Regions from separate parts of the Homo sapiens genome. Here regions 1 and 2 are each linked to region 3. Evidence: chromatin loops called from intact Hi-C (ENCODE). Cell type or tissue: heart right ventricle. All regions are shown on one strand.

Evidence for each region. A loop is a pair of places that touch in the nucleus more often than their neighbours do. Peaks named below come from ENCODE experiments on the same cell type or tissue, not always from the same donor. Only the 100,000 strongest peaks of a DNase experiment are listed, where the experiment ranks them.
Region 1: it touches region 3 in a loop (4-fold over the local background); 26 of 110 quality-filtered maps call a loop at or near these places.
Region 2: it touches region 3 in a loop (5-fold over the local background); 41 of 110 quality-filtered maps call a loop at or near these places.

The regions. Positions count from the first base shown.
Region 1 is chr16:84,087,692-84,090,191 of GRCh38, reverse strand. The region is part of intron 8 of MBTPS1 (membrane bound transcription factor peptidase, site 1); the gene reads left to right. Among named protein-coding and RNA genes, the nearest start is that of MBTPS1, 28 kb to the left of the region's middle. In heart right ventricle, CTCF peaks have their summits at 1,109 and 1,311 (motif pointing left); a DNase peak (open chromatin) is centred at 1,351; H3K27ac peaks cover 704 bases.
Region 2 is chr16:83,955,899-83,958,398 of GRCh38, reverse strand. It overlaps OSGIN1 (oxidative stress induced growth inhibitor 1), which reads right to left. Exons shown (of 6, transcript NM_182981.3): 2 at 661-759. The coding sequence starts at 727. Among named protein-coding and RNA genes, the nearest start is that of OSGIN1, 3.9 kb to the right of the region's middle. In heart right ventricle, a CTCF peak has its summit at 1,477 (motif pointing left); a DNase peak (open chromatin) is centred at 1,478; H3K27ac peaks cover 437 bases.
Region 3 is chr16:84,483,654-84,486,153 of GRCh38, reverse strand. The region is part of intron 5 of MEAK7 (MTOR associated protein MEAK7); the gene reads left to right. Among named protein-coding and RNA genes, the nearest start is that of ATP2C2-AS1, 18 kb to the right of the region's middle. RefSeq lists an enhancer at 2,390-2,500. In heart right ventricle, CTCF peaks have their summits at 1,120 and 1,326 (motif pointing right); a DNase peak (open chromatin) is centred at 1,333.

The sequences.
Region 1 (2,500 bases), 400 kb after region 3:
ATAAGTCATTTCTTGTGCTCGAAGTTTCTGTAGGATGCTTTACACAAATCCAGGGCATAAGACAAGGTGAAGCTATGTGAAGTTCATGTTTGCATATCAGAAAACGTGAATATTGGCATTCATAGGACTCTAGCCTAATAGTTGAGTAAATGATCGTGAACCTTGTTAGAGGTCCAGGGTTCTGGATTTTGCTGTCGCATCAGTGATACGTATCATGAGCCATAGATGTAAGTGGCATGAACATACCCTCGCTATAGCTCTGCCATGACAAACACCAGTTATTAAGTCATCTCGTCAGGTGTTCTTGTCTCCCTTTTAAATGTTCCTCCCATTTCTGATGTCCCCACTCAAGGCTGGCACTCATCGGTTCAGAGTCACCAGGTGTCAGTGTTTCCTAGCCTGTTTTCCAATCTTGAGTCTTTTCCCACCCCAGCTCTTCCAGCATGGACATGGGTGAAACTAGGTGTGGAAGCAGACAGGTCCGACCTGCCACTTACGGCTGAGGCACCGTCACTTCTCTGAGCCTCAGCTCCCTCACCTGTGATGGGAGTAGAGAGCAGCCTGCAGAGTACCTATGAGACTGAAATCAGACAGCAGGGGGAGAGCACCATGAATGCTGATGATGCTCTTTGAATGGAAGCTGCTCTTTTTCTTTTTTGTGCGTATTTCTACTGTTCAAACATATATTGTAGCAGTTTTCTAATCAAGAATCTGCAGCAGTTTATTATTGCCTAATAGATGAAATCCACATTTTTCTTTTGTTTTTCAAGGTCTTCAGTATTCTAGGCTGAATTGCAAACTTTTTCTGTAAAGGGTCAGATAATAAATATTTTAGGCGTTATTGTGTGAAAGCAGCTGCGGGTGATATATGTGTAAATGAACATGACTGTGTTCCAGGAACGCTGTATTTGCAAAAACAGGTGTGGGCCTGGTTTGGCCCATGGGCCGTAGTTGGCCAACTCCAGCCACAATCTCAGTTCACCTTGATCTTCCACTTCCCCATGTACACCTTCCTGGAATGAGTGTCCTCCTTCTGTTTCTCTCAGGTCTTCCGCACCCCATCCCTCTGCCCATCCTCCTGGCCATACCTGTCTGGATTCCCAGCTCTTTCGCATGCTGTTCGGACTGTTTTGTCACACGCTGGCTGCCGTTCTGAAACCCTGTGGCTTTTGTGGGTGGTTGCACTCCGTAGCTTCTTACCAGAGTTGTGAGTTTATGGTGTGTTGAAGGAGCAGAGCCTTGCCAGGAAGGCCCCATCTCCACCTTGTGTGTACGCTCATGCTGCCTCACACAGACCTGGCCACCTGCTGGCTGTTGAAGTGACAGAACGTGGCATGTGATCACGGCAGCCCAGCTTGTGGTGGGTGTGGTTTTTTCTGCTTGGGCATCTGGTGGGACTGCTTCCAGGGCTGGTCTGAGGACAGTAACATGCATACGTCAGCCCCTCTGGGAATGAGGCACACATCCTCCGGTCCCCTTTGCTGTGGTCTCTTTGTCTGGGTCCTGTGCCCTTGGTGCTCCTAGACTCTGTGGTGCCAGCAAGCCTGCAGCCTCACGTCCCTCCTTTTCAATACCAGCAATGATTTCTTGATGCGTTCCCTTATTTTTTAAGGGTTTAAAGTACACTAAGCATTATAGGGCTTAGCAGGTAGAGGAGGGTGGGAAGGTGGTATTTTTTTGGTCAACTTCAGTGGGAGTTTCTGTCAGTGACTTCTGTACCAGCCTCTGCTCCTTGAGTTCCTGGGAATGTGTAAACATCTAGCATCAGTCATCAGAAAATCATTATTCGTTCCTCTGAATGACCAGCTGGTAGGATATTGGTGGCCAGTGGGCTGAGGAGGCAGTACCACTTTTTCTCGGTGTGTTGGGAATTGTCAGTTAAAAACACACTCTAGAAGGAGAACTTCATGCTGCTATTATCTCTTAAGCCACTTGGAATCAGTTGTATGTAGTTGTTGATTTGTCAAAGAGTTCATTTTTTTTGGTAGTGGAGCCATAATAAAGCTTAGCAATGCAGTTTTATAACTGAGTGTCTCATATTTTCAAATGGTTCATCTTTATCTTGACTTTACGGTTTACACATTTTTGCCATTATTTATTTCACTATAATTTCTTTGCAGATCTAGTGCACTTAAGGTATTGGAGAGACTCTAAGGAGCTCAAGATTACAGAGTAATGATAGTCCTTCTACAGTTCCCTATGAGGAGGGTAGAACACCACCACAGGTCAATCGAAAACTTACCACTTCCTGACCTTGGCAGATGTAAATGTGTGGTTATGGTTTCTTCCAGGAGAAGTGTGTGATTTAGCTGGGGAGTTAAGATGAATGTGCTGGGAACAATTTGAAAGTGATGTGAGAATGTGTCGTTAGGTGATAAATTGTGATTGTGTTAAGTGTTGTGAGGTTCAAGGCAAGTACAGATGCTTAAGGCTTGGATTGCTGGAGGGAAAACGTGAGCCTTGAGCCCCAGTGTGCCAAGTTGACAGGGAGGAGAAGAAA
Region 2 (2,500 bases), 530 kb after region 3:
CACAGTGCTGGGCACAGGGTAGTCATGGGATCAGTGTGGGCTCAGGACCAGGCCTCCCTGCGCCACGCCGGGTCGCCTCCAGCTGATGGGTGTGTTCTAGACCCCTGGGTTCTCGGAAGTGTGAAAGGGAATGATAGCTTATAAACTGCTAAGCCTAGCACTGGCCACATAGTAAACGCTCAATGGCTTAATTTAAAGACCACTGTAAAGAGGCCAGGCCTGGGCCAGGCATGGTGGTTCACACCTATAATCCCAGCACTTTGGGAGGCTGAGGCAGGCAGATCACTTGAGGTCAGGAGTTCGAGACCAGCCTGGCCGACATGGCGAAACCCCATCTCTACTAAAAATACAAAAGTTAGCTGGGCATGGTGGCATGCACCTGTAATCCCAGCTACTTGGTAGGCTGAAGCAGGAGAATCGCTTGAGCCCGGGAGGGAGAGGTTGCAGTGAACCAAGATTGCACTACTGCACTCCAGCCTGGGCGACAGAGTGAGACTTTGTCTCAAATAAATAAATAAATAAATAAATAAATAAATAAAAAATAAACCCCAAAAACGAAAAAAGACACCAGGCCTGGACTTGCCCAGCTCCTGCCCTCAGACCTGGGGGGTACCCGGAAGGCTCAGCGGAGCCCCTCCCTGGCTGGGGCCTGACACTCACCCACAATGATGACCGGGAGGGGCTCTGAGCTGCTGGCGCCGAGGTGGTCCTTTCTGGAGGAGCTCATGGCTGGTGGGGGGCTTGGGGCTGGCAGCGGACCTGGAGTGGGGGAGAGGGGAAGGAAGAGTCCATTCGGGTGAGGCCTGGGTGTCCACACAGCCACTTCACCTCCCAGCTAGGGTGGCCTCCTGTGGCCCTCAGGGTCTGGTCCGGGGTCCCCATGAGACATATCTGACGGGACTCCCTTCTTGCTCTCACACAGCCTCTGCTCCAAACAGGCTGTTTGCCCCACCCCTCCCCAGTCATGCAGAATGTGCCCTCCCCTCCTCGGGCCTGGTTGCCCCAGGCAGCCACTGTCCCTCCGAGCCTCACTCTACTCTCCCATCTCACTGGGGCAGTAACAGTCCCCGAAACTCATTATCTGTCTTCCCGAGAGGCCATTCCTGCCCAACCCAGGAACCAGCCCTGCCAGACCCTTCTGTGGGCCACAGTCCTCGAGTCCCAGTGTGGCCTGGTGGACTCGTCATCCAGCCCTGGCACGTTGCTTCCTATCCCATTCCCGGGCCTCTCTGGGTCTCAGTTTCCTCATCTGTAAAATGGAAGCAATGAGTCCCTACCTCCTAGGGTGGTTGAGGGACACAGTAGGATCACAGACGGGAAGCACCTGCCTGGAGTGAATCTGCCACAGGGAATGGGCCAGCGCTGTGGCCTGCCCCAGGAGCTGGGATGGACTTGGGGAAATGGAAGCAGTGGCCAGGTTTGGGGACGTGCTGGTGAACCTGCCATCTCTGGGGCAGCCGCGCCCTCTGCTGGCCGCAGGCCCAAATCGCTCAAAGGGACCCAAGTGCTGGTCCTAGAGCTGCCGGTTCCCAGAGGAGCATCAGACCTACCTTCTTCCCCACACCAGCTAGCAGCGGACACCAGCCTCACCCGAGGGCCACATGCTGCCATCCTGAGGACCACAAGGCAACACCCTTGTGGGCACAGGGATGATGAGCATTTGGCACTTACTGTGTACCGGGTATTTGACATGCTTTTTCTCATATCCGCCTCACGCTGACCCTGTGCAGCCCTGGCCATATTAATGTCCCATTTCACAGATGTGTAAACGGGGCTCAGAGAGGTCGCACAAACTTCTCAGTGTCACACAGCTGGCTTTGAAACCCAGGGCTCACTGGTGCCAAGACCCTGCCAGTGCCACCACCCACACCACTCGGCCTGTCCCTCGAGATCCAGGGCCCATCCAGGTGTCACACTCAAGTGGGCGGGCACAGGGCTTGGACCACCCAGAGTGGCCAGGGGTGGGGGCCCAGGGCCACCTGCCTCCAGAATTCTTCCAGAGAAAGTGGGAATCTGGATTTCTATGTGAATGATCTGAGTTGAAGAAGTGGGCAATGAATGAACGCAGAGTTTTGGAAGATGCTTAAAAGGCCAACCAAACACAGCTGAGACCAGTGTGTGGCCTCTGATGTGTGCAGGGTGACAGAAACACCTTCGTCCACCTCCAGGCAGGTCCCGAGGAGAGGGATGAGAAACTGCCACACAGATGGGCCACTGAGAGGACCTATGTGTCGCCCCCACAGTGACAACAACTGACCTTCTCAGAGCACTCTACAGTTTGCAAGGAGGTTGCATCTAAGCAGTAGCGTCCAGCCCGCTCAGCAGCCTTGAGAGGTGAGCCCTGTCACCTCTGTCTTGCAGGTGAGGAGAAGGAGGCTCCGAGGGTGAGGATGTGCCTAGCGGGGAAGGGGTCTGTCAGGGACCCCTGTGTCGGTGCTCTCTGCTCCCTTGAGCATAGCCTTTCTTGCCTCCACTGGCGTGGGGGCCAGGGACAGCCTCC
Region 3 (2,500 bases):
AGAGTCCTTTAAAAATATTTAAAACACAGGCCAGGTGCAGTGGCTCACACCTGGAATCCCAGCATTTTGGGAGGCTGAGGCAGGAGGATCACTTGAACCCAGGAGTTTGAGACCAGCATGGGCAACATAGTGAGACCTTGCCTCTATCTTAAAAAAAAAAAAAAAATAATAAGGCTGGGCGTGGTGGCTCAAGCCTGTAATCCCAGCACTTTGGGAGTCCGAGGCAGGTGGATCACTTGAGGTCAGGCATTTGAGACCAGCCTGGTGAACGTGGTGAAACCACGTCTCTACTGAAAGTACACAAATTAGATGGGTGTGGTGGCGCATGCCTGTAATCCCAGCTACGTGGGAGGCTGAGGCATGAGAATTGCTTGAACCTCGGAAGCAGAGTTGCAGTGAGCCGAGATCATACCACCGCACTCCAGCCTGAGCAACAGAGCGAGACTCCATCTCTAGATAGATAGATAGATAGATAGATAGGTAGATAGATGGATGGATGGATGGATGGATGGATAGATAGATAGTTTTTGAAATGTTTACAGATGCGTCGCCCATCAGTGGGCTGTCCTCTGTACTTGAGAGTGGGCCACCATCCCCAGGGTTTGCCTTTGGCATTCCCCGGTACATCCTGTATCTTACCCCGCACCTCTGGAATCGTCATTTCTCCACCAGGCAGAGGTTCTGAAGGCCGGGAACTGTGTCCAGGTGGAGTTGCCCTTGCAGGAGAGCTTTCAGCAGAGGCTAGGTGGCATCTGGCTGGAATAGGTAGCAGGGGTCACCAGGTTGAGGGTTGGGCACCTCTATCTCCTAGATTGCATTGTTTCTAGGGTTTGATTTATATCTAGGTTTCAGGATGTTCTAGATCTTTATCTTAGTTCTGGGAATGGTGGGAATTCTCCCCAAATCAAAGTTTCCAGGTGCCAGCCCAGGGCCGGCCCTGCAGGTGGGCCTTTCTAGAGACAGCAGCCTCAGCCTTGCCACGGCCACTCTCTTCTGCACACCCACCTTGCCCTGCCTCCATGTCACAGGCATAGGGCATGTGCCCACCAGCCCAGCCTCGGGCTCCGGGGAAATTACACATTGCTCTGCCTCACTGCATGGCTGAAGGCTCGGCTTTAGGATATGAAGAGACCCTGAGCATCATGATCAGGGTAAAGCTGCTGCTCCCTCCAGAGCCTTTAATGTTAATTTCAGATGGACTCTGCTGGCTCTTTATGTTTTATTAACAAGCAGACTTAATCTTGCTGAAGCATGTGGGAAAAATGCAGTGGCCAAGTTTTCAAACCCGAGTTCATTCTGTTGCAGTACGTGTCCATACTCACGAAACAACAGCAGAGGGCAGCCTCACACCACGCATGGTACAAATCCGTGGACTGTGGGTCAAGTTCGGAGAGCGTGCTGTCCGCTTGTCCTGGAAATAATGACCTCTAATATCTGAGACTTTAAGTGATTTAATAGCTGTGGGACAAACAATGAAGGCAAATGCTGGGGAGGGTGGCCACCTCCTTGAGTACAGAGGATATTTCCCTGCGGGGTAATGTGGCTTCGTAAACCTTTTTAAAGGACTGTTTTCATCAGAGTGTTTTTGCTTGAGGAAAGAAGAACTGATTATACTTAGAGCCTTTTGGCTTGTGTTTTCTGTGCAATCATTGAAAAGGCCCAAGGCTTTGGATTGAACACAGGATTTTGAGTCCCAGCTCTAGCCCTGGGCAAGGTGATTGATTCATTTTCTGGGCCTCAGCTCCTCAGAATTACACGAAACCATGCTGTGTGGGCAGGCAGCTCCTCGGCGGCCGAGCGTCAGGTGCTGGTGGCCGCACGCTTGGGTATTGTTTTATGGGAATGAGATAAGGAGTCCTCGTTGTTGGTGTCACTTTTTTCCACAGATAATCATAACTCATCAGGTCCTTGCCCTGTATTCTGGGAATGATGCTTCCCCCTCCTGGCTTTCCCTATGGAGAACAGCCCTTGGGGGTGGACTAGGATCTGGGCCTATCGCAGCTGAGGCCTGAACTCTGTGGCCCTGCGACCTTGCTCCGCAGCAAGACGGGCTCAGGATTGCAAAGCAAAGGGCCGCTTACCTGAAGTCCAGTCGGGGAGAGCGGGGCGGGGGCAGTGCAGACGGGTGTGACCCAGCTGTTCATGGCGGCGTCTAAACCTGCCCTCAAGCCTCTGGGGCTGCTGAAACCCAGTGAAGCAAGCCTGAGTCTGTAGCCCAGAGTAAAGCCCTTCACTTAGCTGGTTCCAGTGGAACTTTCTAGCCTAACTATCCTCCTTCCTCCACCCGATGCTCTCAAGCCCCACTGTTCCGTACCTGTCCCACACCTTGTCCTCATGGGATCCCTTCTCCATGGGGACTCTTGCCCCAGCCAGCTCTGTTTCAGGGCCTCCCTCTTGACCTCGGAAGCTGCCTCCCAGAAGCCTCCCAGACCCTGATGGCAGAGGCCCCCCAGCGATCTTTCTAGATTGGAGCCTTGGGCGGTGTCAGCCCACACTCTAC